Linked DNA regions of Mus musculus: all the other regions are linked to region 1. Evidence: chromatin loops called from intact Hi-C (ENCODE). Cell type or tissue: heart. All regions are shown on one strand. Region 1 holds the start of Mzf1 (myeloid zinc finger 1). Region 2 overlaps Zfp606 (zinc finger protein 606). Region 3 holds the start of Rps5 (ribosomal protein S5). Region 4 holds the start of Zswim9 (zinc finger SWIM-type containing 9). Region 5 holds the start of Zfp128 (zinc finger protein 128). Region 6 holds the start of Zfp606 (zinc finger protein 606).

The links. Hi-C counts contacts between places; a loop is a spot of excess contacts. Peaks named below come from ENCODE experiments on the same cell type or tissue, not always from the same donor. Only the 100,000 strongest peaks of a DNase experiment are listed, where the experiment ranks them.
Region 2: it touches region 1 in a loop (5-fold over the local background); 5 of 42 quality-filtered maps call a loop at or near these places.
Region 3: it touches region 1 in a loop (3-fold over the local background); 14 of 42 quality-filtered maps call a loop at or near these places.
Region 4: it touches region 1 in a loop (5-fold over the local background); 25 of 42 quality-filtered maps call a loop at or near these places.
Region 5: it touches region 1 in a loop (5-fold over the local background); 2 of 42 quality-filtered maps call a loop at or near these places.
Region 6: it touches region 1 in a loop (5-fold over the local background); 8 of 42 quality-filtered maps call a loop at or near these places.

The regions. Positions count from the first base shown.
Region 1 is chr7:13,051,770-13,056,769 of GRCm38, forward strand. Mzf1 (myeloid zinc finger 1) reads right to left here and starts at 2,995. Exons shown (of 6, transcript NM_145819.2): 1 at 2,712-2,995; 2 at 974-1,412; 3 at 414-597; 4 at 1-34. The coding sequence starts at 1,372. In heart, no CTCF peak of the experiment used is centred here; DNase peaks (open chromatin) are centred at 2,672 and 3,012; H3K4me3 peaks cover 1,855 bases; H3K27ac peaks cover 1,419 bases.
Region 2 is chr7:12,490,024-12,495,023 of GRCm38, forward strand. It overlaps Zfp606 (zinc finger protein 606), which reads left to right. Exons shown (of 7, transcript NM_026112.4): 6 at 1-21; 7 at 2,334-5,000. The coding sequence ends at 4,315. Among named protein-coding and RNA genes, the nearest start is that of Zfp606, 14 kb to the left of the region's middle. In heart, no CTCF peak of the experiment used is centred here; no DNase peak of the experiment used is centred here.
Region 3 is chr7:12,919,191-12,924,190 of GRCm38, forward strand. It overlaps Rps5 (ribosomal protein S5), which reads left to right and starts at 3,121. Exons shown (of 6, transcript NM_009095.2): 1 at 3,121-3,198; 2 at 3,783-3,891. The coding sequence starts at 3,784. In heart, a CTCF peak has its summit at 2,963; a DNase peak (open chromatin) is centred at 2,971; H3K4me3 peaks cover 2,880 bases; H3K27ac peaks cover 2,113 bases.
Region 4 is chr7:13,275,549-13,280,548 of GRCm38, forward strand. It overlaps Zswim9 (zinc finger SWIM-type containing 9), which reads right to left and starts at 3,173. Exons shown (of 5, transcript NM_177312.4): 1 at 3,096-3,173; 2 at 1,598-1,880. The coding sequence starts at 1,872. It overlaps Lig1 (ligase I, DNA, ATP-dependent), which reads left to right and starts at 3,278. Exons shown (of 29, transcript NM_010715.3): 1 at 3,278-3,411; 2 at 4,600-4,673. The coding sequence starts at 4,657. In heart, no CTCF peak of the experiment used is centred here; DNase peaks (open chromatin) are centred at 2,973, 3,033 and 3,673; H3K4me3 peaks cover 1,530 bases; H3K27ac peaks cover 1,193 bases.
Region 5 is chr7:12,878,720-12,883,719 of GRCm38, forward strand. It overlaps Zfp128 (zinc finger protein 128), which reads left to right and starts at 2,459. Exons shown (of 4, transcript NM_153802.4): 1 at 2,459-2,641. The coding sequence starts at 2,576. In heart, a CTCF peak has its summit at 2,463; a DNase peak (open chromatin) is centred at 2,402; H3K4me3 peaks cover 1,712 bases; H3K27ac peaks cover 1,014 bases.
Region 6 is chr7:12,475,978-12,480,977 of GRCm38, forward strand. Zfp606 (zinc finger protein 606) reads left to right here and starts at 2,328. Exons shown (of 7, transcript NM_026112.4): 1 at 2,328-2,729; 2 at 3,687-3,769; 3 at 4,458-4,514; 4 at 4,958-5,000. The coding sequence starts at 3,739. In heart, a CTCF peak has its summit at 2,278; DNase peaks (open chromatin) are centred at 2,304 and 2,554; H3K4me3 peaks cover 1,790 bases; H3K27ac peaks cover 1,542 bases.

The DNA of each region.
Region 1 (5,000 bases):
TGAGCAGCAGGAAGAGGCCCAGATTCCAGGAGCTCTAGGGAGAAAGAGTGGGGTCAGGCAGCTCAAGAAAGTTTCCACCTTTCTTAGAGGTGCTAGGTTTCAGACATAAGGGAGATATGGGCACAATCTCGAAGCTGGGAAAGACAAGGTAGGGCAGCTGAAGGCCCAGTGGGAATGGTGTCAAATAGGGTTTTCTGGAAGCACTGGTTTGTGCATCTGTATCTCTGTGAGTCAGCCTATCCTATGATGCTTGGAAATGGGGCTATGGTGGTCAGGGACAGTGTCTGTGCTGGCTGGACTGGAAGGGAGAGAAAGGCACACTGGAACTATTTTATCTCGTAGGGCCTGGCTCAGTAAGTGGAGTAGCTTTGCCCATCTAGGTTTTAGGGCCTGCCCACTTTGCCTGCTCTCACCTGGATTCCCCAACAACTCTGTCTCCTCTTTCATTGGTAGGTTCAGTGGCAATTCCTGCATGGCTCCTTGGGGAGTCTCAGCCCCAGGGTCTGGAGTCTGAAGCTTGATGTGAGGTCTTGGCTGGAAGCTGGAGGGTTCCATCTTCTCTGATAGGACCTCCTTGCCCTGCACCTGGACTGTGACCTACAGAGATGCACAGACCAGGGAGAGAGAGGGGCTGGGCACAACCCATGGTCTACGGGCACCAACTCCAATATAAACTGACTAGGTCATCCAAAGTCCTGAACTTCCCCTTCCCCTCTTTTGACCTTGAGCAGAAAGCAAAAGGACTATTTGCGCGTAGAGGGGATTGCATGGTACCCTTTGTGTCTCATCTAGCTGTGGGGATGACAGATAATACAGGAATTAGCTCTTATCCTGAGAAGCCTCACAAAGGATCCGTTATAGGTGGACACATCTATATGACCAAGGAGCATGTCTGGCTGGGCATGGCACTTCTAGAGTGAGGCAAAACATGACAATGCTCCAGCCCTGACCGTCTTTTCCGTTTCTGACTCACCCATTTCCGAGGTCCATCAAGCTCCCATCGAAGTCTGTCAACCAAGGCAGCAGCCTCTTCAGGGCTGCCTGGCCACTGCCCTTGCACTTGGGCCTGGATCTCAGGGGGCAGTGCACCCAGGAACTGCTCCAGCACCAAGAGCTCTAGCACCTGTTCCTTGGAATGTACTTCTGGGCGTAGCCACTGGTGACACAGTTCTCGGAGCTGGGCCAGGGCTTCCTGAGGACCTATTGCATCCTCATACCGGAAGCACCGGAAGCGTAGACGTGCAGCCTCAAGGCCTGGGTCCCACAATATATCTTCTCTCTCATCGTCGCTGTCAGAGTCCTCCAGCTTCACCAGAGCAGGCTCATTTTCTGGGGGTGCACAGCCCGAGGAGCCCAGCACAGTGGGTCTCATCAGGAGTACCAGATCCGGTCTTTGAGGCCAGTGTCTGTCCCTAGGGAAGGAATAGTACAAGGCATGTGTAATAAGGACAGCCAGGGGCAGCGAATGCTGACTGAGTGCCATGCTGTGTCCTTTCATCCGAGACCTTCGCCATGAAGAGGACACCCGAGGGAACAGGCACTGACAGGCCAGCCACACCCCAGAGATCCGTGGGAACTCTATATGAGCCATGTGCTTTGTAGACCTCATTTCCGCCGGGCCTATATAGTGTCTGGTAGCTTACTCTGTTCTAAATACAGGCTGTTGCTTAAGCTTAGAAACATTTCTCTTCCCTACATCCTATTCTTTTCTATAGCTGCATCTCTACTTGCACCCAGACATCAGTACCACTGCTGCCTCCTCCTGGACTCCCAATAAGAGTCCCTGTGGACAGCCTTTTGCGGTGGAACAAACAAGTCCCTTAATGTTTTCTACCCAGTCTTGGACTTGGCCTCTCTCTCAGGCCCCAACATTCCTTTCCCAATGTGGTATCAAGGGGACAGCCCTACTCCACCCAATCCCCCATCTCAGCTTCTCTCAGGCCAACAGGTTTCCATATATCTCCAATACCAGAAGCCAACTCATCACATCCAACAGCGATACAAGTCTTCAGCTCTCTAGTTTAGTTGGTTGGGAGGTGACTGGGACTTCTGGGTACCCTTAAAGGCTCTCAACTCATTAGACCAACAGTCTGCAAGGGTACTACTTTTGCTGTGCCTATGTCAGCTATAGTTTCCTCACTTGTAAAAAGGACTGACTTCTCCCATGATACTTTCTGCAACTGGGACTTTGTGAAAATCTAAATTTACTATTGCAGTGGCATCAGCTTAGAGGCAGCTTGATTTCTGTGGGTTACACCTCTGCTCTTTAGGGTGCTAAGTCAACTCGAAACCCTGAGAGAAACTTGGAACAGCCATAAAGCAAGAAGAGGTTCCGGAAATACATTTCCCAGAAGTCTAAGTGAGCATCCTCGCTTTAGGGTGCCAATGTGTCCGGTCGCCGTGGCACCTGTGGCGATCAGCGCGGTAGCGCGTCAGCACAGGGCCGGTTTGCTGGGAGTTCCTGGACCCCCTACCGGCGCTCCGGGTCTAGCTAGACAGCTGGAATCCCAGAGTCCACTCTACCCAGACTCCTCCCTAGGCCTTGAGGTGAAGGGACTCCCAGCCTTCCTTCAATGCTCCGAGGGAGGCTGTGCCCTCGTGAACATGCGCACTCTCGTTCGCTTGCTCCATATCAAACTACATATCCCAGACTGCTTTGCGCGCAGCTCCAAGCCCTTCTGCCCTTCCCCCACCCCAGCCTCCGTTTCTACCCTTCTTCCCGTCCCTAGGGGATTGCGCTGGTTGCAATAATCAGCTCGCACTCCTGGACGTCTCTTCCCACACTCCCGGCCACGAATTCAGGCGTCAGGGCCCCGACGACGTGCACAATCCTCTCGGGGGGCAACGGATTCAAGCACCACCTTCCAGACTGCGCATGCCCCCACCACTTTTTTTTTTTTTTTTTTTTTTTAAATGTCAGTTCTCTACCGGCCTTCCAGGGATTTGCAGGGTTCTGCACCAATCACCGCTCTCACTAGGACGCCGTCTCCCCGTCTCCATGGCAACGACGGGTTCGAAAAAGAGCGTCCGCTGGGCTACCTGCGGAACCACTGAAAGAAAGGCTTAGCAAAATGCTTTCTGGGAGTCGTAGTTTGGAGGGTGCTGTGTGGGTGCGCAAACGCAGCACCACCGGATCTCTTTTGTATTTCTGCGCGGTGGGTAGGAGTGAGCGGGACTCCATGGTAACTAAGGGACCAAACCTGGTGGTATCCTAGGTAACGACCGCACTACTTGGTTTAAGAAAGGTCAGGATCTGTGGCGAAGCCAAGGGGAAGGGACAGGGACACAAATACCCAACGAGATGTCTATACAGGAAGGCAGAGATAGCCCCATACAGAGTCGGGGGAGAGGATGAGAGGGGTGGGAAAATTGTGAGGGGGAGACTGGATGCTAGGAGAGACTGAATATAAGTGAACACACATAGGTATGAATGAAAAGGGGGGAGGGTTAGTCATTAGAATCAGAGTTAGAACCTGAGTCATGTCAGAAAATTTAGGAAGAAGAGAGAAGCAGAAAGGGATTGGGATTAGGAAAGTGAGACATCGAAACTCTAGGGGCCAACCCAGAGTACAAAGGTAAGTGGGGAGAAATTAGAGATATAGTAAAGATGTTAATAGAGATACGGTAAAACGGACTGATAGGTTTCAAAGACTGAGGGATGGCAACAAAAAATTAGATGTGCGTGTGGGGGAAACATTTTCAGAGAAAACTCACACAAAAAATGACAACACACCAGAAAGAGGACGGGGACCAGTCCTCTAGTTTCCTAGCATCATTTACCAAACAATATTGCGACACCTGACTACTTAAACATTACCTCTCCTCCCCCATTTTTTAAATCTGTGATTGAAGTCGTAACACTATTCTGGTAGAAATTGACTTACAAGAAGCTGACAGGTAGCCGGGCGTGGTGGCGCACACCTTTAATCCCAGCACTTGAGAGGCAGAGGAAGGCGGATTTCTGAGTTCGAGGCCAGCCTGGTCTACAGAGTGAGTTCCAGGACAGCCAGGGCTATACAGAGAAATCCTGTCTTGGAAAACAAAACAAAACAAAACAAACAAACAAACAAAAAAAGAAGCTGACAGGTTGCAAATGAGTTCTGCCCAGCCATCACCTGGAAGGTAGCTAAATATCTCTTTATCCCTACACCTAACCTTTTGTTTTATTTCAGATTCATTTAGATTCATTTGTTGCATCTTCCTGAAACTACCTTTTGCTACCTTTCTGTTTTCCTTGAGGTAGTGGAAGCCAGATGCTGGGGTGAAAACCTAGCTCAGAGAGGTAGAAAAAGCACCCAGGTGACCTTCTTTCTCAGCTGAAGTTCCACCGCAAATCTCTCTCTCTGTCCCAAGAAACCTTCACATTGAATGTCCTCCCCCACTTCTACTTTCTGAATGTCTATCTGTCCTCTGGGTTCCCTTTCTCTCTCTCTCTCTCTCTCTCTCTCTCTCTCTCTCTCTCTCTCTCTCGCACGTGCGTGTGCATGTGCGTGTGCATGTGCGTGTGTATGTGTGTGTTTCTTAATATGTCTATGTTCAGTCTCTGTCAACTGGCTTCTTGTTCTGCTTCTTGACCTATGGTTGACTTTATTTAATCCTGTTTACAATACTCAAGCAGAAAGCTCTTGGATTAAAGGTGTGTGCTATGGCGGAACCACACCACAACTAAAAACAGTTTTTTTTTTAACCCCAATAAATAACACAACCTTGGGGTTTACAGTGTGATATCCTGCAACACATAAGTTTTTGACACATCCTTGAGAGTTGTGGTTCTAATCTAAAAATAATTTATTTTAGACAAGATTTCACTATGATATCCTGGAACTCTATGTAAACAGAGTACCCTCATACTTAAAGATCACCCTGCTCTTCCTTCCAAGGACCTGTGCTATGGCCACTGTGCCCAGTCTTTTGTTTTTGGTAATGTCTGGAGTAGCCTAGGTAGGCCTCTAGCTCACTGTATAGCTATTGAGCTTGAACACCAGACCCTTTTGCCTTTA
Region 2 (5,000 bases), 560 kb before region 1:
ATCCTAAAAGCAGTTGTCCAGGTGAGGTGATGCCCCAGGCATAAATGAAGAACTTGACCTCAAAGCTCTCCTTTTTGAGAAATGGGCTAAAGGTGGAGAAGTTATTTTCTGATACATTCAGAATTCCCTCGAGGGTGTTTTCAACTTCATGTTTCCTTTTCATCTACTACTGATTGAGAGCAGAGCCTCTCATAAAACTACATTGTATCCTAAGTCATTCCCCCAACCCCACACCACACACACACACACACACACACACTTTTCTGTCTGCTTTGTGGTTGTTCATATTTCCTGTAACTTCCCTAAGCTAAGGTCTCAGATATTTACCTATGTTAAAATTTATTTTTAAAATTCTAAACTGTAGTCTATGGCTTTAAAGACTTATTTACAAAAAATAGTTTTTGAATATAGACTGTTTTCTCATGGTTTAAAAAAGTCAAAGCGACATAAAATGTGTGTTGAAATCTCACATACACTCACTGCTCTGTACCACATTGCCACTTTCTGGTGCTTCTCGGTGTACCGGTCACCACTTCTCTTTTCCTTGGCAATTGCTTGGTTTGTTACTGCCTTATTGTTGTATTGTTGTCTTATCTCTAAAATCAGATAAGTCAATCCTATTCGCTGGGTAATTTCACTGGGTGTGGTGGTGCATGCCTTTAATTCTGAACACTTGGGAGGCAGAGGCAGGTGAGTTCAAGGCTAACCTGGTCTACATATTGAGTTGTAGGACAGGCAAGGCTACATAGAAACCCTGTCCGCAAAAACAGAAAAAAATATGATTTCTTTAGTAGTGTCATTTGAGTTGTTTTCTAGTGTTTTTCCATGTCAGCCTAAAGGAATTCTTTTAGCATTTTTCTTTTAATTTTTTTTGTATGTTTATGTGTGTGCACGAGCACACAAGCTAGTGCAGGTGCCTAAACTTATAGGTAGTTTTATGCTATCTGACTTAAAAGCTGGAAACTGAACTCAAATCCTCAGTAATATTTTCTTAACTGCTGAGCCATTTCTTCAGCTCCTCTTAGCATTACTTACTTGCTTGCTTAAAAATATTTTAATTTTTTATGGGTATGTGTGTGTGCCTGATGTATATGCATTGCCAGAGGCCACAGAGGTCAGAACAGGGCATTAGATTCTCTGGAACTGTAGTTATAGATAGTTGTTAGCTAGGAATTGAACTGAGGTCTTCTTCTTGTAGTGGTCATAGGAATTGCTTCTTTAGAAGAATCTCTAAACTCTGATGATATTGCCCTCTGTCTTATGTGTTTAAATCTTGACTGGATTCTGGAATGACAAATTTTGTAGTAGAAGTTTATTATAACACCCGGTTTGAAATCTTTCGGCGATACTTTATCATACTCACACACACACACACACACACACACACACACACACACACATACAGAGAGAGAGATTATAATACAGAAGTGAATTATAACTCTATTTAATGACTTAAACATTACTTGCCAAAAGCCTGCATGCTTATTCCTTAAGCCCTTCCTTTCTTCCCTTCCCTCCTCTCCCTTCATCCTATCACCCCTACACTCTCTCCTTTGTTCGTTGTGCATTCCTTCCTTCTTTCCTTTCTTTCTACTAGTATTCACTGTGTCTTTTTGTCAGAGGCATCCTCTGCTACCCTGTTGATAACACTAGGATGACTTATAGGACTTGAAATTCACTACCATCAGGATAATAGTTTATTATACAAAAGAATATAAAGCAATATCCATAGGGTCCAGAAGAAGCCAAACAGAAATTGTGATCATCTGTGAAGTTGCCTACTATGAAACATGGTTGAGCTTAAGTCAGAATCCATTGTGCTTATTGGAGATTGATCATGTAGGCAGTAATACTTATACAGCTGAGAACACACATACTCCAGATCTTTAGAAAGAAAGCACATCTTCACTAGAAATGTCATTAATTACAAGCTCTCTAGAGAAACTGCTATATCTGCTTCAAGGCTGTGAACATGAAAAGCTATTATATTTACAGCATTTCATTTCATAGTCTCGATTCTTAGTGGTTAGGTAAGGATGAGTCATGAAGCAAGCCAGTTTAGTAATGTGCATGGTTTGAGTAGCTCAGTCCTGCATAGCTAACTTTTTCCTGTAAAACCTCCTTTTCATGTGAAAGTGCTCCTCATAAGTTTTATTAGTGTCATGATATACTTTCTTTTATATTCAGCTATTGTTTACTTTTCACTATTTCTCTGGCTTTTATGTCTGGACTTGAAAATGAAATATACTTTAGCCTTTTCCATAGTATGAATAATAAATCTGACCAGTGCATACTGAGGTCTTTTGCACTTACAGTCCTCCCTTCTGTTTCAGAGTGGATGAGGAATACTGAAAGCAAAGCGCTGATTCCAGCACAGAGTGTTTCTGAGGAAGAACAATCCAGCAATGGAATGATGTTAGAAAGATACATATGGGATAATCCTTGGCTCTCCAGGCTAGGAGTTCTGGGATATGGCGACCAGTTAGAAATGTATCACATGAACCAGAGCACAGGTATGAGGCAAATGGTCTTTATGCAAAAACAAGTACTTTCTCAACGAGGGTCTGAATTCTGTGAACTTGGCACAGAGTACAGCCAAAGCTTAAACTTAATTCCATCTCAGAGAGTTTCACAATTAGAACGTTTCTACAAACCTGATACACATCTTGAAAGTTGGAGCTGTAATTCAGCCATAATGTATGCAGATAAGGTTACCTGTGAAAATAGTGATTATAATAAAGCCTTTTGCCAGTCTGTTCAGCCTGTATACCCTGCAAAAATGCAAACTGGAGATAATCTGTTCAAATGTACTGATGCTGTGAAGTCTTTCAATCATATTATACAATTTGGTGATCATAAAGCAGTACATACAGGAGAAAAACTCTATGGATATAAGGAATACCATCAAATCTTTAACCAGAGCCCATCACTTATTGAATACCCCAAACTTCAAATTGGAGGAAACCAGTATGAGAAATATAAGGAATATGAGAATATCTTTTATTTCTCATCTTTTATGGAACATCAAAAAATTGGCAGTGTAGAAAAAACATATAAATACAATGAATGGGAGAAAGTCTTTGGTTACGACTCATTACTTACTCAACATACAAGCACATACACTGCAGAGAAACCCTATGAATTCAACAAATGTGGAACATCTTTTATCTGGAGCTCTTACCTTATTCAGCATAAGAAAACTCATCCTGGAGAGAAACCCTATGAATGTGATAAATGTGGAAAAGTTTTTAGGAATCGTTCAGCCCTTACTAAGCATGAACGGACACACACTGGAGTAAAACCCTATGAATGTAACAAATGTGGGAAAGCCTTCAGTTGGAATTCTCATCTTATTGTACACACAAGAATCCATACAGGAGAAAAACCTTATGTATGTAATGAATGTGGAAAATCTTTCAACTGGAACTCCCATCTTATTGGACATCAGAGAACTCACACTGGAGAAAAACCTTTTGAGTGCACTGAATGTGGCAAGTCTTTTAGCTGGAGTTCCCATCTCATTGCCCACATGCGGATGCATACTGGAGAGAAACCCTTTAAATGTGATGAATGTGAAAAAGCTTTTAGGGATTATTCAGCCCTTAGTAAACATGAAAGAACTCACTCTGGAGCAAAACCATATAAATGTACTGAGTGTGGAAAGTCCTTCAGCTGGAGCTCCCATCTTATTGCTCACCAGAGAACTCACACGGGAGAGAAACCTTATAACTGTCAAGAATGTGGCAAAGCTTTCAGAGAGCGTTCAGCCCTTACAAAACATGAAATTATCCATTCTGGAATTAAGCCCTATGAATGTAATAAATGTGGAAAATCCTGTAGCCAGATGGCTCATCTTGTTAGGCATCAAAGGACTCATACTGGAGAAAAGCCCTATGAGTGCAATAAATGTGGAAAATCCTTCAGTCAGAGCTGTCACCTTGTTGCTCATCGGAGAATTCACACTGGTGAGAAACCGTATAAATGTAATCAATGTGAACGATCCTTTAATTGTAGCTCTCACCTAATTGCACACCGGAGAACTCATACTGGAGAGAAACCGTACAGGTGTAATGAGTGTGGGAAGGCATTTAATGAGAGTTCTTCCCTTATTGTACACTTGAGAAACCATACCGGAGAGAAACCCTACAAATGTAATCATTGTGAAAAAGCTTTCTGTAAGAATTCTTCCCTGATTATTCATCAGAGAATGCATAGTGGCGAGAAACGCTTTATATGCAATCAGTGTGGAAGAGCCTTTAGTGGTCATTCGGCCTTACTTCAACATCAGAAAAACCATAGTGAAGAAAAACTGTAACTGAATTGGCAAAGACTTTGGGGGCAGAAAACCCTATAAGTATAACCAAGAGGAAAGTTTTTCACTAAGAATTTAGTTAAATTGTCTTTACTATACAGCAAGAAATCTCTTTAGAAGAAACTTTATGAGTTTATAAATGAGAAAACCTTTCAGCAGTTATGTAGCCTGTATTCAATGGTAGGAAATTACAGGAAAAAAAGTTCTAAGCTTCTTATGTGGTCCACAAGGAATCCATATTTGAGAAACATGATTAGGTGAATAAAGTATTCTAGCAAAAGCTCTAATCTGTAGATCAAAATGTAGAAGTTTGTGCATTATTAAGAGGAAAGTCTTGTGCCAAGAATAGTTTAACTGGAAAGATACTACCTGGAATATTAGATGGAAAGCTTCACATTAGCATTTTGTGCATAATGATAGAAACAGATTCTGATAATACAAGGGGAGGGTCTAGGTACTCTTTAAGTGATAGAATATGGAATACTAAGTCTGAATTAATGAAAAAAAAAACTAGTGTAGTACTGAGTGGGGCATTCACTGTTGATCAAGGTTAACCTCTTTAGAAAAGATTAGTAAAGGAGATCCCGAATGATAGAAGATAGAAAGACTATTGCCTAGAAATATGAGACTGAGTTTTGAAACAGAAACCAGTACTCAATAATGTAGTGTCAGTGTCCGTTTGGTACGT
Region 3 (5,000 bases), 130 kb before region 1:
ACCCTGAAAATAGGGCTATTCTGGGATCCCAAACACCCAGTGTAGTTCCCCCTCCTGGCTAATACTTTCTTTCTTTTTTTTTTAAATTTGGGCTGGTGAGATGGCTCAGTGGGTAAGAGCACCTGACTGCTCTTCCAAAGGTCCAGAGTTCAAATCCCAGCAACCACATGGTGGCTCACAACCATCCATAATGAGATCTGACTCCCTCTTCTGGAGTGTCTGAAGACAGCTATAGTGTACTTACATATAATAAATAAATCTAAAAAAAAAAAAAAAGATTTATTTATTATATATAAATACACTGTTGCTGGCTTCAGATACACCAGAAGAGGGCATCAGATCTCATCACGGATGGCTGTGAGCCACTATGTGGTTGCTGGGATTTGAACTCAGGATCTCTGGAAGAGCAGTCAGTGCTCTTAACTGCTGAGCCATCTCTCCAGCCCTAATAAAGACTTTCTGGGGAGCCCAGGCTGGAGCTAAACATCATGCTTTTAAAGATGAAGACAACCTAAGCAAGACCTACAAGGTCTCCATTTAGCCCGAAGAAAGTTAACACCAGAAGCCCAAGACCTATGGGAGGGATACTCTAGCTCTTTCCAAGAATTTCTTTTTTCTTCTTCTTCTTTTTTTTTTTTTTTTTTTTTTTTTTGGTTTTTCCAGACAGGGTTTCTCTGTATAGCTCTGGCTGTCCTCGAACTCAGAAATCCGTCTGCCTCTGCCTCCCCAGTGCTGGGATTAAAGGCGTGCGCCACCAAGTGCCTGGCTCTTTCCAAGAATTTCTAAGGGTGGGAGCTGGAGAGATGGCTCAGCAGTCATTCTTAAAGTTTCCATCCCTAGCACCCACCTCAGGTTTATAAACCACCATAACCCCAGCTCCAAAGGATCTATCACATTTTTCTGGCCTTCTTAGACCCCATGTACACATGCTTTACTTACGGGGAAAAATTTTTTTTAAAGAATTTTAAGGGTGCTGATTGTAACGATGCATTCCTTTAATCACAACTCTAGAGAGCCAGAGTCAGGCAGATCAATGAGTTCAAGGTCAGCCTGGTCTAAAGAGCAATTTGAAAGCCAGCCATGACTACATAATCGGACTTTGTCTCAAAATACTAATAACAATGCTATTGGTTTTGGTTGGGAGTTTGTTTGTTTGTTTTTGTTTGTGGTAGAATCTTATGTAGCCCAAACTGGTCATAAACTCACTATGGAGTGGAAGGTGGCCCCGAACTTCTGGTCCTCCTGCTTCCAGCTCCCAAATGCTGGTAAGCAAACTTAATTTTATCTGTGCAAATCAATTTCTGCAGCATTTCTCTTTTTTTTTTTTTTTTTTTTTTTTTTTTTTTGGGTTTTCGAGACAGGGTTTCTCTGTGTAGCCCTGGCTGTCCTGGAACTCACTCTGTAGACCAGGCTGGCCTCGAACTCAGAAATCCGCCTGTCTCTGCCTCCCATGTGCTGGGATTAAAGACGTGCACCACCACTGCCCGGCTACAGCATTTCTCTTAACCTATGGCCCATATTCAGGAGCCCCTCATCTGCCCTCTGTCACCTAGTAGGTAATACGGAGTCTATAAAAACATCCATTATCAATCACTGTAGTGCAATGTCAGCTTTCAAAGATAAGTAGGGTGATACCCCCAACAACAACGATAAAATTAGGTAAGATTCCCGAAATCCCAGTTTTCCCTCCCTCCACACACACAAGGTATGAACTGAGATATAGAGAAGAAAACGGGGTGAGAATCTCTCTTCTCTCTCTCTCCCTCCCTCTTTCCTCTTCTCTCCTCTCCCCTCCCTTCTCTCCTTATGTTTGTTGACACCTTTCCTCTCTTCTCTTCTCTCTCTCTCCCTCCCTCCCTCTTTCCTCTTCTCTCCTCTCCCTTCCCTTCTCTCCTTATGTTTGTTGACACCTTTCCTCTCTTCTCTCTTCTCTTCTCTCTCCCTCCCTCCCTCCCTCTTTCCTCTTCTCTCCTCTCCCTTCCCTTCTCTCCTTATGTTTGTTGACACCTTTCCTCTCTTCTCTCTTCTCTTCTCTCTCCCTCCCTCCCTCCCTCTTTCCTCTTCTCTCCTCTCCCCTCCCTTCTCTCCTTATGTTTGTTGACACCTTTCCTCTCTTCTCTCTCTTCTCTTCTCTCTCCCTCCCTCCCTCTTTCCTCTTCTCTCCCTCCTCTCCTTATGTTTGCTGACACCTTTCCTCTCTTCTCTCTCTTCTCTTCTCTCTCCCTCCCTCCCTCCCTCCCTCCCTCTTTCCTCTTCTCTCCTCTCCCCTCCCTCCTCTCCTTATGTTTCATCCCAGCAGTTGGGAGGAGCAGAGGCAGATGAATCAGCCTGGTCTAAAGAGCGAGTTCCTGGACAGCCGGTGCTACAAGGAGAAACCCTGTCTCCAAAACAAACAAACAAACAAACCCACCCCTGGGGGTGAACCTGCTGGCAAGGTCTCTCCCTTATTAGTACCAAATCACTGGGATCTCAGATAAGTAAGTCACCTAGGAGATCCCCGGGCTGCCAACCCCTCCAGGACTCCCCTCTATGTATCCCTCCCCGGGGAGGTTCACGAATGGCGGTCGGAATCTACTGTCCGCGATTGAACCTGAGGAAAAAAAGCCCAGACAAGCGTGGCCAGAGTGATTAAAAAGGAAGTGATCCCATACCGGAAGCCTGGGACCCGCCGAGCATGGCTTGCGGGAGGGGAGAGGGTGGGGCCCGTGCTTGTGAACCCGGATCGGTGGTAACCACAGGACCCGACTCCATTATTTTGGTGAGAAAATGTGAGCCGAGCTGGTTGCCCTAGCTAAGAATCCACCGTCCATGGTTCCTGGGTTTTGCAGCCTAATTACGGAGAGCGTGGACTGGACGTCAGCACTACTTAGATATGGCGGCGTCGGTCTCACCAAAGTTTCTGCGCATGTGCGCCGACTCAGAAGCCTAGCTAGTACTTCAGAGGTCCGCCAGAAGACGGGCGTGGCGCTGTTTCTAAAAGTGCGCATGCTTTACCCGGCTCAAAGGGCGCCTCTCATCCTAGCGCTTGATTGGTTGGTGAGCACGCTGTTTTCATCTGCGCGTGCGTCTCTACCTCTGACCCGGAAGTTTTCGCTTTGCATAAAAGCGCTAGTCCGCTGCGCGCGGCCTCTTCCTGTCTGTATCAGGGCGGCGCGTGGTCCACGCCGAGCGACTGAGAAGCCCAGTCTGCGCCCTCAGGTGAGGCTGCGGAGGGACACGGAGTTCAGAAGAGGTGACCATGAGTGTTCTAAGGCACATCTGGGGGGCCGGAGGCCGAACCTGAAGCCTGGGCGTGACCGCTTGGATCTCACCGTTTCTCTGCGAAAAAGGGTGCCTAGGGAAACTCGGCACGGGCCGAGTTAGTCTTCGCCTCTTGTTTGCACTGTTTTGACTTCATACTTTGCACACACGGGACTCCAGGGAAATCACTTGGGTCATATACCATAAACATAAATCTAGGTTTGCTTAGTTTTGTGATGACTCTTTTGCTCAGTACACGTTCTAAGTGCACAACGGAAATCTGATGGGAGCTGATGAGTATACGGCTTCATGAACCATCATACTGTGGTCCATGTACCAGCTGATTAGCGGGGTGACTGCCGAGTTACTTTAGAATCCTGAGTGGTTTTCCTGGGTTTGGAGAGCTGTTCAAAGCTTTCTGGGTCTCCCCTTCATGTCCCAGTTTGCCACAAAGTGAGAGTTCGTCTGAAGAGTTTGGGGTCAGAGTGACTGCTCCAGCATGTCTAGGCAGTAACGGTTTCTTGCCATTCTCCTGTCCCCAGGATGACTGAGTGGGAAGCAGCCACACCAGCGGTGGCAGAGACCCCTGACATCAAGCTCTTTGGGAAATGGAGCACTGATGACGTGCAGATCAACGATATTTCTCTGCAGGTAAAAGGAACTTAATGATTGTTCTTTGTGATGATTTTTTTAATTGAGACCAGGTGTGGATGAGCTTCTAGTTCAGAAAAGGGCATAAAACAACCAGTGGATGTACAAGACAGGTAGAAGAGCAATAACTGGACAGCTACACCCACGCCTAATACAAACTGGCACTAAAAGATGTTAGAGTGTGGTTTTTATCCCGTATTTTTCTAATCGTGTGTCTCTTGAGACAGAGTCAGGGTCTTGCTGTGTAGCCCTTGCTGGCTGCCTGGAGCTCTTTGAGATCTTGCCTCTGTCTCCCATGTGCCACTACACCTGACTTGATGTCCCCTTTCGTTTGTATATTCAGTTAGTGGGTATCAATTGAAAAGATGGCTTTAGTCAACTGAACCATGTTGGCACCCTTGTCAAAAGCAGTTGGTAAGCTGCTATCAGCCTACAGCAAGAGGAATTTGAGTATGAGACCAGTTGGTGCTATGAATGTTCCCTGCTGCCCTCCCCTGAAAAATGTCAGTTGGCTATGGGTACTGTTATGGCTAAGTTAGTATGGGAGCTATTTGCTTTGCCCTCATAACCCATTTTGAGGTAATCTCATATAGCTGAGACTGGCCTGAAACCCTGTCTAGTGGAAAAAGCTAATATCTGCATTCTGTCCCGAGTGCTGGGATTGAAGGTATATATCACCATTCCAAGTTTATCCCACTACTTGACATTGAACCCAGGGCTTTTTACAAAGCAAGCACCCTACCAACTCAGCTATATCTTTCGGCCCAGTTGTCTATTTTGTTCAAAGGAATTAAAGTATGTCTACTGTCTGTAAAGATACCACAGAATGAGCTTGTAAGGTGGTTCAGCCTATAAAGACAGTTACCACAAAGCCTGACAATATAAGTTTAATCCTTTGAATCCAAGGTAGAAGAATAGAACTGACAGCTGCAAATTGTCCCCTGACTTGCGTACATGCCCAAAATAGAAGGGAAAAAGAAACAGCAGGACCTAGGCATTAATCTAAAAGATTTTCAGTCTTGTCTAGTGAGTGTTTAGTTTACTTTGTGAGTTTATTTGGGGAGGTCTGCAATCCTTTTTGTGTTAGCGATTAGAGCCAGGGCTTTTTC
Region 4 (5,000 bases), 220 kb after region 1:
TATGTTGCGCTTTCTCCTCCCTTCTTTCCATTCTTTTAGTCATTGTCTCTTAGATTAGATTCTCAGTGGTTCAAGAGCTGGGATAATCAACTGTGGTCTCAAAACACCCAGCATGCACACAAGAAGTACTCAATAAATGGTTGTTAAATGTTGAATTGTGTCCTGGTAGCAAAGGCAGATTCTGGATTAGGCCTGTCTCTTTTGCAAGTGCTCACTCACTAGACAGTTGTGTGAGGACACATGGTTGAAGTTGTTGCTCTGGTGCTAGACCTCTGAAGCTCCACTTCTACAATAAAGAACAAGAAAGAACCAGAGCATACCCCCACAACAAATGTCGATATACTTGGGGTAAGAACAGCTATGGAGTGCTTACTCCATGTTGGATGCCCTTCCAAATAATTAATAGGTTCTAATTCATTTATTCAAAATCTATGACACAGATACTTCTGTGTTTGCTTCCCAGATGTGCAAACTGAGGCCCAGGAAGGTGATGTTATCTTCTCCATGACCATAATTATAGGTTGACACCAGTCCTGAGTCTGTGCCCCTACAACTATCACTTAATTGGCTGCCCTGGATGTCAGACATGGGTAAAATGCTTTCTTATGCATGCTCATATATCCTCACAGTGGTCCTCAGTAGCAAGTATACATGTGACAGCCCCATATCAGGGATGCGAAAGCTGAGGTTTGAGGTGTGAAACCCATTGCCCAATGGTATCCTATTCCAGTAAGCGGTAGGGCTGGAATCTGGCAGCTCAAAGGCATAGCCTGTATTCTTAAGTACTCTGCTCTTATCCATGGCTTCAAACTAAAGTTCTCAAACTTTCTCTCAGACATACACAGGGACCACTAGAGAGGCAGGACAGAACAGCGGAGCTCTGAGCATGATGCAGTAAATAGTAGATTAAGGCAGAAACTAGAACTCTTAAAGGAATTCCAGCAGCTGACCATTTGCTACATAGAAGCATGGTTTTGTCATGTCCTATATTCAAGGAAGACTTCCTTAGTCCCAAGTGGCTCTCTTTTAACTATCTACCAACCCTTTGGTGGTACTACCCATTTGCCAGGAACTACCTACAAACTTACTCTTAACACGAATCTTCTGGTCAGTCAGAAAGTTCCAGATGGGTAGATTTTAATCTAAAATAACCCCAGCTCCCAGAACAGGATCTGGTTCTACACTGACTGGAGATATCTTCCTTTCTTATGGCTTTCTTCACAGTTCAGTCTTCCAGGCTGCTTTTTGTAGATGTGCAAGACCTGGCCCACCAACTTCGCTAGCTGGCTCTGGTATTTGGGGGACAATCAATTCTCCCCTGTCTTTTGGCTTGTTTCAGTATGCCTCTCACTCTCTACAATGGCCTCTACTAAACCCTGTATATCAAGTCTGGGTTGTTTTGTATTGAGTCTTATTTATTTCCTGGCTCAGACTCCATCTCAGTAAGTATCCTTCCTTGAATCTGTCCTGCCTGGCTTTTCTGTACTTGGCAGAATCAGTGGGCTTCTCTCCCTGGTATTAAACCTGTGGGTTGGAAGCTGTTTGGCTCACCCCTTGCTCCCCTCCCCCTGTAGGGTCACAGCTCAGGCTCACGCACCACGCTGTGGACTTGTTGGGCATGCGCACATCCTTGCACACCAGCAGCACGTAGCTGTACTTGAGCACGTGGATAAGCCTGTAGAGTGGGGGCGTGTTGGCCCAGGGGCTTCGTGCCACACGTGTGGAGCTCTTCACCGAGAAGACTACCAGTCGCTGCTGGCACCACTTGTCGAAGAAGCGGCTGAACTCAGCCCAAGAGAAGAAAGTTCGATCCAACAATTCCTGTTCCTCCTTCTGCACGGCTGCGCTCGGTAAGGGCTCTGTCAGCTCCATCCTGGGACCTTGAGTAGAAGTGGGGAGAAGAGCTGGACATCAGACCCATCTCCACCTGGGTTACCACAATTTCATCATCAGACTGTCTTATCAGCTACTGCTGCCTCAGGTACGTCTCAGACAAATCAAAGTGGTTTCATTGTTTGCTTTCCAGATAGGAATCTCCATCCCATTTTTGTGGTTCACCTGTTGCCTTCCCAGATTCAGTTGGCATTTAATCAATTTCAATCCTAGTTCCAGTTGCCTTAGATGTGACCTCTAGGTACAAATGGAATCAGTTCTACATATCTTGCCTTTAGCTCAGCTGTGAGCATCTTTGCAAATGTATTCCCAGCTTCTTGCTAAGATTTCTCCTTCTTCCAGATGTGAGTCCTATGCCTGGTGATAATATCTAGTAGTCCCATTCATCTGTAGCTCCCTTTCCCACAAGTCTACATTTGAGTGTAACTCATATCTACTCTCATAGCTAAGGCATGAATCTCTCATCCCAGTCATAATCCTCATACACCTTTCTTCTCCCTAGGTGTATCAAATGTGCAGCTGTTGCCCCTCAGATATGACTGCCTTGAACTGCTACTTTGATCTGTGTTTTTTGCTTCCCAGAGATGCTCTTATCTCCAGATGTGCTGCCCATGTCCAGTCAGGGATCATTCGCCTACAGGGGTGTGGCCCACTTGTGGCAAATTCAACTCAGAAGTGTCACCAATAGTCATCTTTGGTCCATACTCCTAAGACTTATTCTCCTCCTGGGCCAAGTTGCAGTCCCCTCTTCCCAGAAATTGCTACTATTCTCAATGTGTATCTTCGTTTTGGACACGGCGCCTTGTCCTCAGATGGGCTTCTTCACTACTAATGCTCCCCCGGGCCCCCACGTCCCGCTGAGCCTCTTGTCCCTTGCACAGCCCCTTTTATCCAGTTCCCACCTCTCGAGACTCTCTCAACCTGTCTCTCCGCTGCTCCTCCCGGCCTGACCATCCCACATAGCGGTGCTTCTCCACTCCTAAAGCTGTGCACCCTTCCGGCCCCCTCCCCCTCAACTCACCTACCCAACCCAAAGCGGCGTCCACCTCCCACAATGCCTCGCGCCCAAGCCCAGCCCGGCCCTTGCTCCCGGGATGCCCCGCGCGGTATCCCGCCTTTCTTCCCCTAGTGCCTGGCAAGGTGGCTTTCCACCAACCCTTCTCTTCTCCCCGACTGTCACCCTTACGACCTCGCAGGCTCACCGGCTCATCCACAGGGAGGACAGGCTTGGGGCCGCTTCCCAGCATGCTGTGCGGGACAGCGCCCCTCCCTCTCCCCACTCTGTCCCATTTCTAGGCTGCCTCACGCTCTAGAGACTACAACTCCCAGCAGCCTCCGGGCGATAGTTGCGGCACGCGCTACTCGCAGGCCCCCGCCCTTGCTCGTCTCCGCCCCCTCCCGCCAAAGTGCGCGCGAAATCTGTGTGGCGCGAATTTGGGGATTTCGGGTTTGCGTCTCTGAGCGAGCGAGCGAGCGAGTGAGCGAGTGTGGCGGCGTCCGGCAAAGTGATTTGGAGAGGCAAGTGGGGACGTGGGCACGGGCTTGGGGCTGGGGTCGGCGAGAGTGCCGAGCGCTTGTCGCCAGTGAGCTTTGCAGGTTCCGGGTGCGGCCAGCGGAACGGGAATGGGGACGTCGCGGCGACCGAGGGCGCAGGAGAGAGGGCAGCAAGGAGCCGTGTACAGGGAGAGCCACTGGCTGACTGGCTGACTGATTGACTGGTTGACCAAGGCCGCAGGAGTTTTGGTGTCTGCGGAGGACTGGTGGCGGCTTGGAAGGGCGTGACTAGGGAGAAAGCCTGGCGGTGGGCGTGGCCATCAGAATTAGTGGCGCCAAGAGAAGAGGGGCGGCCTGGGGCCGGAAAGGAAGGCTTGAGTGTGGTGTTTCACCCTGGACGCCTGCTATCAATCGGTGTGGGATGCTTGGTGTTATGGGACGCTTGTAATGAAAGCAAGGTGACGTCATTGGTCAGATAGTGGTCCGATTTGAAGACTAGAGAAGCTTGGCGCGATGAGTGTCAGGAGCCAGGGAAAAGGTGAGCTTGGCTGCCAGAAGGGGCACGGATGGGATAAGACTGGAGATCTGCAGACACTTAGGGGAGGGTCAGGTCTTGTTGCTTAGTGTATATGGAGTTGAAGAGGCAGAGAAACTTGAACAGGGAGGACAGAGGGAAGTTGTCAGGGTGAGGATGGACATTTGGAAAGGGAAGCTGGCCTTTGGCATTTGGCAGCCAAGGAAGGCTTCAGATATAGCTTAGTGGTACAGTGTTTTCCTAGCAGCAACAGACCCTGCCTGGGTTCTATCTTCAGTAATATAAAGGGGAAGGGGGCAGATAACGAAACTTAACTCTCAAAGAATAAAAATGTGAAAAAAAATAAATGTCAGTAAAATTTTCTCATTCTATGGAGAGCAGTCACCATTAAGATAGATCCACCTGTATCTATCCCATAATGCTGGGTTTACAGGCATGTACAACCATGCCTGCCTGACATTATTATTATTATTATTATTATAACATGGGTGCTGGAGATTCAAACTCATGTTCTCTCTCTCTTTTTAACAGCAGGCACTCTTACCCACTGAGCCGTCTCGGCAGTCCCTGAATACACTTGTTCTTTTATTTCCTTAAGAGTTGTGTTCCCCTTTCCCCCAAGTCTTAGTCTCTGGCACAGCCAATATCCTTAGCTGGTCTTTGGATTTCTTTTTCAGGTACAACTGATGAGAAAAAAAGAGCAAGAGAGGAAAGGAGAGACTTCTGCTGCCAACATGCAGAGAAGTATTATGTAAGGCCCCTGCCATGCTCAAGGCACTTTGTGTTGTGATGTTTCCTGGGAAAATGAGAGCTAACATTCACCCCAGATAAGGGCATTGATGACAAGCCAAAGAAATGATTCCACCAAAATTTAGCTTAGTAAAACAATTGAGTTATATGGTGTTACCTATAGGAAAGCTGATGCATCAGAGGCAACTACATCACTCCTAAGCTCACTTCAGCATGGGTGATGACTTCTGAAAGTTGCATCCCTGGAGCTATCTGCTCAACCTGCAGGCAATTCCACTGAAGAGACCCCTCACCCTCAGCAATTGCTGAACTACTTATGTAAACCTTG
Region 5 (5,000 bases), 170 kb before region 1:
GCAGCATCGTTCTTCCTGGCCAGTCAGGTGCACGCAAGACTTGCCAAATTTGGATCAACTTTCCTTAGCCTAATGTTTTCCTTTTTTTTTTTTTTAACATCATAGACAAAGGTAAGAGGCAGGATTACTAGAATACTTTTGCATTCATTTTTCAAATGTCTTTTATTTCCCAATTCAAAATAAGACCCTTTTTGAAAAGGTTTTTGAATAGCTTCTACAGTGGCTGCTACAACTTGAGAGAAGCTGCCAATAGCTTGAGTGGCTGTTAGCCAATTTCTAACAATCACCATGTTTTACTGGTGCTGTAGCAACTCTACACTGGTGGCTCCATCAAACCCAACCTGCCTGATCAGGTTTATCACCATCAAAGTTTTCACCAAATTGTGCTGTGCTTAAATATGCCTAAAATAAACTATTTGGGGTCAGACTTCCAAAGTTTGAACCAACACTAACTACTTAGTCCTGTTGTGCCTGAGCTACCCTTTAGCCTCCTGTGGATCATTACTTTGCTGGCTCTGGTGACTGCAAGGATTCCGGCAGGTCCCAGTGTCATACTTCCTCCAGCATGGTTGCACCCCAAAGAGCATCATCCCCAACTGTTCTAATGCCTGAGACTACAGGGAAATATCTCATTCAAACCCACTGCACTGCTTGAAACTGAGGCAGGTGAGCATAGGAGATAGTTTAGTACACTAAGACCCCCATCCCCTATTTGATTTGAGATTATGAAGACACAGTCCTCTTGCAGTAACACACTTGGGAGCCTTCAGTGTCACATACTATACACACACACACACACCTCTCCAAACAATGCCTCTAGTAACCTCAGAACTTCTAGCTATATCAGGCTACCCATACTTCCATCTCTGAACAGTAGTATAAGTTTTCCCGTCCTTGGCAATGTTCAAATTAGACAGTTTCCATTCAAGTATATTCTCAGCATTGTCTGTGTATGAAGAATGGAAAAGCTGATCTGGCCTGACCTAGTTTCAGATGCATACACAAGAAAGGAAAACTGTGCCCTCTGTTACTTTTAGGGAGACCCTCCTATTTACCTTATGCTGATACATAAGGGCACACTTATGTTTAAAATCAGATGCATTATAAAAAGGACATGCACAGTAGAGAAAACGAATATATGACTTACTCTATCAATCAGAGTAGAGAACCACCCAAACTACATATCTAGTAATCAGCACCCCCTTCTCCTGAACCCTATAAAAGGAAGCCCTGAGCAATAATCTGGACACTGAGAATCTTCACTCCCATAACTCATTGTCAATCTTTAATAGCATACCTACATAATATGTAATTTCACTTTTACTCAAATAACATTATCTTACTTTTTTTCTGTAAGCTCTTAAATTCAATTCTTTGGAAAAGAGGCCAAGAACCTAGAAATGCCCAGCCCAGACCCAGAGCACCAGTTATGACACTACTGTCATTGTCAGACTGGTGAGGAAGATGCCAGGAGAGAACAAAGGAAACTACTAGGCTGAAAGGAGGGAGAGACAGAGAAGGGAGGATGAGAATAAAAGGACCTGCTGTTTGCTGGACTGCAGCTCTGTATTAGAGCACTTACCACTCTTGCATAAAGACCTAGGTTCAATATCCAGTACTGGGGAGTGGGGATAGTGGAGGAAGGGCAGAGCCTGCTGTTCTACACCTGATAGTCTCTGTCTCTTTAAGGGTATAGTGTATTTTTGGTCTTTTTCTATTACATCATCAACCTAGTGAAAACTAGCAAAAGCCCATTGTTTCCTTCCTTCTTTCCTTCCTTCTTTCCTTCCTTTCTCTCTTTTCCTCTTTCTCTCTTTCCTTCTTTCTTTCCCTTTTCAAGGCAGGGTTTTGTAGCCCTGGCTGTCCTGGAACTCACTCTGTACACCAGACTGGGCAGGAATCAGAAATCTGCCTGCCGGGCAGCCGGGTGTGGTGGTGCACGCCTTTAATCCCAGCACTCAGGAGGCAGAGGCAGGCAGATTTCTGAGTTCGAGGCCAGTCTGGTCTACAAAGTGAGTTCCAGGACAGCCAGGGCTATACAGAGAAGAAACCCTGTCTCGAAAAACCAAAAAACCAAAAAACAAAACAAAACAAAAAAACCAACAAAACAAAAAATTCCAGCAGCAGGTCAGATTGACCAATTCTAACACCAAGACCTTGCCGCTGCGCGCCCAACTCACGGTGCAGATGCATATATGCCCTGAACTCAGCCGTCAGGGCGGGAGGATTATTTTCCAGGCAACTCGAAGCCCAAGTGATGCCCGCACCCGCAGGTAACGGAATGTAAGCTGACCTCTGCTGGTACCCAGACCTGATCCTTAAACAAGACCTGTGAGTGGTTGCACTCCCTTAGACCAGAGGCCAGGCCTTCCCCGATTGGTCAACGTTGGGCTGGCGCTAGCTTCCATTGGTTAAGTGCTGCGTCTCGGCGCGTGGCCTTCTGGGAATTGTAGTCTCAGTGTCCCTGGCGCTGCCGCCATTGTCCAGCGGGAGGCCAGTCGGGTGGTCCCCAGGACGGGGCTGAGTTTAAAATTAGGGTGTCCTTGGACGTCTGTGGCTAACCTGTTGGCCTGGAATGGACCACCAGGACAAAGCAGCAACAGTGGCAATGGCCTCGCGGCCGCAAGCAACACAACTTCAGGTAACAAAAAGGACAGATTGGACTCCGAGTCCTGCTGTCCCCGACAGAGTGACCTGTAACCCGCGGCGCTTTTTCCACAAGAGAAACAAGCGCTGTGGCTCAGCCTCCGAGCCTGGGTCCAAATCTAGTTCCCTCTGTGTGCATGCTTCAGCCTCCTGTCTGCGTGCCATGGGGTGGAGGGGAGGAGGGTGGTCATTTCCCTGAGGACTGACAGGCTCTGCTCAGGGGTTCGATCCCACTCTGGCCAACGCCCTCCCATTTATCCCGAAAGACGGTTCTCGGAGATGACAGGTGACTGGCTAGCATTACAGAGCAACCACATTGCGGGTACGGTCCTCAAAACATGTCCTAAGGCGCAGAATCAACCGACTTTTAAGGGAACCTCCGCACCATGACCCCTATTTTGCAAGTAAGGCATAACTTCACGGGGCAGAGGTACCAAGTTAGGAAAACAGAAGTAACTAGTAAGGGTCACGCCCTTCTGGGCCTTGGGAAAACTGGTAGGTGTGGCTATCAGTGTTTGTCTAGCTCCTGATCATCAAAGTCTGCACTTGTAGACAAATTGCTTATTCTGTTCACCGTAGTTCACCTAGCAGAAGCCAAGACCATTTCATACATAAGTTCTGCAACTTTGAAATTATGCTCTGGAGGTCAGGAGGTGGGTATTTGGTTTGCTTGGGGGAAATTTGCGTTAATTACATTTGGTGTGAAAAGTAAGCTTATGATAGTCTTAGATTGCAAATGATCAGATTCATGTCATCTCAGTTTTTCATGAAATGTGACCAGAGTGTAGAACTGAGAACTGAGGCCTATCAACAGCTATATGAATGAGCCATAGTGAAGGTGGATTCGCCAGCCCCAGTCAAGTCTCAGGTAACCGTCATGAGGCTGACAGTTTGTCAAGGAGTAAGCGATGAGACGGGCGGGAAAAGAGGTGTGTTTAATCAATCTGTTGTCGTGTTTCAGGTAGTACACACAAAACGTAGTGAGACCTGAAATAAACACTACTTCATGGTTTCTGATGGGGTAGGAAATCAAGAGTGACTTAGTTTATGGATCTACCCTAGGCTCTTAAAGTTATATTCAAAATGACAGTCCAACAGTTATTACTTGAGACTTATCAGAGCCTAGAAGACCCACTGTCAAGATAGTTCATTCACATGCTGTTGGCAGGAGAACTCAGTGTTTCTCCTTGTAGGCCTTGCTATGAAGCACTTAGGTCTCACTGTGTAAAGTGAAGTTTCCTATAGAGTGGTGTGATCCAGAAGATGGCAAGGTAGAAGCTGTGTTGTCACCTGTGACCTCAGCTCAGACTTTATGCTGTCATTTCCACAGTATCCTATCAGTTATAGAAGTCAGCATGGTTGCATGCAGATCGGGGGTGGGGAGGGGAGGGGGGGTTACTAAGGGGCCATTTTGGAGACTAGCCTCCACAGGAGCAAGGACCAAATAAGGAGACCCTAGAGGTCTAGTACATTAGTTTCTTGTGGTTGCTGTAGCAAGTATTTACAAAATGTGTGGCAAAAGACAATGTACATTGTAAGCCAAGAGTGGTGACGCATGCATATAATCCAGCAACATGAGTGACTGAGGCAGGAAGATGATAAATTCAAAGCCAGGCTGGACCCTCTCTCAGAATTAAAAAAAAAAAAAAAGGTGCGGGGAGGGTGGGGGGGACACAGTCTAGAGATGAGAAGTCAGAAATGAGCACCACTAAACTAAGCAGAGCCATACTTCCACCAAGTTCTAGGGGATGTTCTCTGCTTTTCCAACTATAAGAGCTGTAGCCCCGGCACTCCTTGCCTTGTGGCCTTTTATCTAGCCTTAGAGCAGCAATGTAGCATCTCGCTTAGGTGATCACATTACTTTCCAACTTCTCAAGTCTCACGCCTATCTCCTAAATGTGTGGTTGCATTTAGAGGCCACCCAGATAACTCAGGACATGTGCCTGTTTTGTCGTCTTTATCATATCGGCAAAGTCTATGTTACTATTGTAATATTCATAAGTTTCAGGAGCAGGTACCTGGATATCTTTGGGAGAGTGATCAGCCTTTATTGAAAAGTGACAAGAAGCCATTCAAGTGTCCAGAGCAGTGGTTCTCAATGCTGTGACCCTTTAATACAGTTCGTCATACTGTGGGGACCCCCAACCACAAAATTATTTTGTTGCTACTTCATGACTATAATTTTGCTACTGTTGTGAATCGTAATGTAAATATCTGATATGCAGGATATCTGATATGCAACCCCCAAAGGAGTTGCAACCCACATCTTTTTTTTGGGGGGGGGTTTCGAGACATGATTTCTCTGTATAGCTCTGGCTGTCCTGGAACTCACTTTGTAGACCAGGCTGGCCTCA
Region 6 (5,000 bases), 580 kb before region 1:
ACTATGTTCATATCGGCCCTATTTATAATAGCCAGAAGCTGGAAAGAACCCAGATGTCCCTAAACAGAGGAATGGATACAGAAAATGTGGTACAGTTACACAATGGAGTACTACTCAGCTATTAAAAACAATGAATTTATGAAATTCTTGGGCAAATGGATGTATCTGGAGGATATCATCGTGAGTGAGGTAACCCAATCACAAAAGAAGTCACTTGATATGCACTCAGTGATAAGTGGATATTAGCCCAGAAACCTAGAATACCCAAGATACAACTTCCAAAACACAATAAATTCAAGAAGGAAGACCAACTTGTGAATACATCATTCCTCCCTAGAATAGGGAATAAAATATCCATGGAAGGAGTTGCAAAGACAAAGTTTGAAGCTAAAATGAAAGGATGGACCATACAGAGACTGCCCCACCCGGGAATCCATCCCATAATCAGCCACCAAATGCAGACACTATTGCATATGCCAGCAAGATTTTGCTGAAAGGACCCTGATATAGCTCTCTCCTGTGAGGCTTTACCAGTGCCTGGCAAATACAGAAGTGGATACTCACAGTCATCTATAGGATGGAACACAGGGCCCCCAATGGAGGAGCTAGAGAAAGTACCCAAGATCTGAAGGGGTCTGCAACCCTATAGGTGGAACAACAATATGAAGTAATCAGTACCCTCAGAACTCATTCTCTAGCTGCATATGTAGCAGAAGATGGCCTAGTTGGCTATCATTGGGAAGAGAGGCCCCTTGGTCTAGCAAACTTTATATGCCCCAGTACAGGGAAAGCCAGGGCCAAGAAGTGGGAGTGAGTGGGTAGGGGAGCAGGACGGGGGTAGGGTATAGGGGACTTTTTTGATAGCATTTGAAATGTAAATGAAGAAAATATCTAATAATAAATAATATCTTTTTTTCTCAATCTCTACTGATTGAAAGTTTTGCTGGGTATAGTATAATAGAGCTGGCATTGGTAGTCTCTTACTCTTTAGATTTTCATATCAGGTCTCTACATGTCCTTCACTGGCTTCCTCTTGTTACCTGAATAAAATTCAAACCATAGTTCACAACTTAGAGAACAATGGGACTTGCCTCAGTTTCCTCAAACCACCTTAATGCACCACCCCCTGATGCTGCCTCTGTACCCTGAAGCTCATCTCATTTCACTCCTACTCCTAGACTCCAATCTCCTCTAACAGGAAAAGGCCAATTTGGCTTTGAGGCCTTAACACTTGCTGTTCTCTATGCTTAAAGATGTCTTCCTCATACAGTCACTAGGTGGTTTCTTTTCTTTCAGATCTGAACACAATATCACTTTTGGATACCAGCCACCTCTGAGTGCCTCTCCCCAAAATCTCAATCCAAACACCCTGTTTTGTTTTCTTTATACTAATACTACCTAAAGATCTTTGACTTTGTTATTTTAAGTCTGTGCAGAAAATCTCTCTGTTCTTGTAACTGTATGGAAGAAAGAAATTTGCAGTTTCTTAGGGTTTAGTAATGATACATGTATTTGCTCAAGAAATACTAGCAAAGAAGTGTCTCAAACTGCAAGTTACTATGCCTTTTGCAACTGACGTTTCTTAAGACCAAGAGACAAAAGGAAAGGGGAAAAGTTAGTTCAAAGCTATCACTTTACATTTTCAGGGACTGATAATAAAGAACCTTTATTGTCTTTTAAAGATGGTAAATTTTATGAAATTCAATCACTTAATGCCAGTTTCAAAAAATTCAGTATGTCAGTATAAAACAGGATATGAATTTACGTTCCAAAATAAGACTTGATGGCTCTGTTCAAGTTTGAACTCTCATGTCATATTTGATCTAAAGGCATCAGGAAACAAAAATGAAGATAAAGATTATGGTTTGTATATTTTTGTCACCTCCAAAACTCATGCATTGAAATTTAATCTCCAACAATCATATGCAAGGGGCCAGTCAGAATTATGTTCTTCGTCTAAAAATAAAATAAAGGTATAATAACAACCACGTTCTCAATTTTGTCAAGGTTGAGGGAAGTGCTTCCTAGAGATCACTCACCCTCATCAAGCTCCGACTTTAAAGTAGCTACCTTGCTTGAGCTGCAATTTTACTGAGACTCAAACTGAGGTCCTGGCCTACCAAACTATCCTGCTGTCATCACCTGGGGAGTGATGGCAAATGAGAGAACCACCGCCCTTCTAGGCCTCGGAAACAAGCGGAACCTAAGAGTCTGGGTGCTTCAAGAGCGGTACTTGGGAAGAATAGGCTCTGAAAATGGCCTTGGCCGACTTCCGGTAGCAGCGAGAAGCGCGTCTCTTTGAAACTACAACTCCCAATAGTCCTCGCGGTGTGTCCTGGTCGACTCTGGGGGGTGCGGCCGCCATTGTCCGCGGCCAAAGTAAGGCCTTATTCCGGACCGAAGGGCTACCGATGTCGTTGTCACGGAGAGCCTGGCAGGTCGTTGGAACGGCCACGGAGAAGCGGCGCCTGCGGCCAGGGCTGGCTCAGTGCCGGGGTGCAACGGGTGCCTTCTCTTCTCTCGCCGACTCGGTGCCCCCATTGCCCTCGACCCTCCAGGTCCCGGGTCTGGGTGCGCTGTTTCTACAGACTGGGAAAGGCCGGCCCTAGTGGGCCGAGTCGGCCAGGCCTGGGACGTTGTCTCGGTGCAGGACAGAAGCCAGACGCTCGGTGCAGCAGCCCCGAGCCAGCTCAGCCGCAGTGCAATCAGGGCCAGTGGCCGCGAGCCAGGTAAGGCGGGAAGCTTGCTGAAACCAGCGCCTGGAGCGACCTGGTTGCGGAGGCCCTGAAGGAGAGCCAGGCTCTTAACCGGTCCCTTCCAAGCAAAGATCTGTAAAGGGCGTCAAACCTGACTTGGGAAAGGCTCAGGTTCTTTTAAATTTGAAGTGACAAGAGGGTGTGTGTGTGCTGTCCCGTTAGGGTGTGCGTGCATGGTTCTTGCAACTTGCTTGCCTTGAGTTATGGGGGGGGGGGGGGGGGGTGTAGGATTCTTACAACTTGCTTGCCTTGAGCTTTGTTTGACTCAAATCCTAGGGTATCTGAGTCTCTCTCTGTAAGTGTGCCAGTGCTTAGTACCAAACTCAGTACCAAGCGGTTGCGGACCTCACACAAAGACCCGGAATCCATGCATTTGTGGGGTCTGACTCTAGACTTTTTTTTTTTTTTTTTTTTTTTTTTTTGTCTCTGACGCGACTACGGGAGGGGAGAGGGGATCGATGGGCTTGAGTCTGGAAGATCTTGCAGGTGGTGATGGCTGTTGTTTGGCTTTAACCTTTGCAGACGATCACACTTTATCCCAAAGTGTGTCTGTGTCAGTGATAACTATGTGGTTAGTATTAGGTATCTTCTTCAGTGGCTCTCTATCTTGGCTTTGAGACAGGGTCTCTTTCTGAACCAGGAAGCTTCTAATTCCACTCTATTGACTTGTCAGAAATTCCCAGGGATTCTCCTGTCTGCCTCCCCATTGCTGGTATTACTTGTGCTCCACTTACTGCACAATGTGTGTGTGTGTGTTTGTGTGTGTGTGCGCGCGCGGTTTTTTTGTTTGTTTGTTTTTATCATGCTTCTTAGGGGTCTTGTTAACTTTGTGGATGTGTTCTCTTTGTTTTTGTTCTCGCTGGACTTTTTGTGAGACTGGACCAATTTTGCCTTTTTTTTTTTTTTTTTTTTTCTTCGCTTTGTCTCTAGGCTGATACTTGCAGTGCTCCTGGGCAGGACCCTGGCTGGTTAATCCTCAGGAATGGCTGCCATCAACCCATGGCCCTCCTGGGGTGAGTCCAAATCTTGCTTTTTTTTTTTTTTTTTTTTTTTTCCTCTGCACCTTTCCCTACAGGAGGCTTACTGTAGGTCAGGGCTGAGAAAGGGCTGCCAGCTTTGGGAGATAATAGACAGTCTAGCTGTCTTGGTACAAAATTAGAACAGGGTAGTCGTTAAGAGGAAATGTATTCGTAAACAACAAGGTAAGTTTTGTATATTTGATAGTCAGCTTCTAAAACGGACCTCTATAAGATATTCTAGTAACTCATAGAACTCTTTTGAAGACAATATATACAGTCAAAATGTTTTTAGTTCTCTTGTGTTTTTCACCGTTAATACTGTATTTCACTTATTAATATTAATCTGTATTTTTAAAACAATGTTAATAATGATATGTGATAGTTTTATCTTTGTTTTCATCACCATAGACATCAAGGCAGTATCCTACTTAAAATTAAGAATTAGGTGGTGATACATCTTATCAGAAACGTATTCAGCCATTCAGAGGGTTCTGTTTTTCATTGCCTTGTTGTTAGATCATAGTCTACAGTCTACAGGTGTCTCCTATGCAGATCCAGCTTATGTTGGATTGTTTTTTAGATGCCCTTGGGTTCTGTGTAGGACTTTGTCATGCTCCTTTTTTCTTGTGTTACATTTAGTCACTGTTTTGTACCACAGTCATAATCTGATCCTTCTCTGTAGGTACCCTCATGGACCAGTCTTGGGGGATGGCAGCTCCTGAGCCTTCTGTCTCCTGGGGTGAGTCAAGAACCTGTACCCTCAGCTGTGTCGGGTGCCATGTACTAACGTCTTCCTTCAGTGATCTGCCATAGCTGAGGTCAGAGCTGGTGACCCAGTGGTTCTTTAGAACGGGAGCTTGTAGTCCCGCTCTCAATACAGAGCTGGAATAAAGAGGGGTCAGAACAGTATGTGTAGGGGTGGTGTGGTGATGACATCTCTAGGACAGATAACACAAGAATTAGTGTCTAGAGACTTAGGGCTCAGACCAGAAAGGCTGTGAGGATTCACATGTCACCTTCTCCAAGACCCATCTCCTTCATCTGTGGGGTAAAGAAGTAGCTTTCTTCCTTACTGGTGATGGTAGGAGCAGCAGCAGGGCCTCGTACTTCTCATTTCCATAGGGTACATGATGAACTTCTGCTAGGAAGTGGTGCCTCCATGACTTCTTTTTCTATTCACAGCTCTGTGTCCTCAGGATCCAGCATGGCACATGGAGGGAAGCGC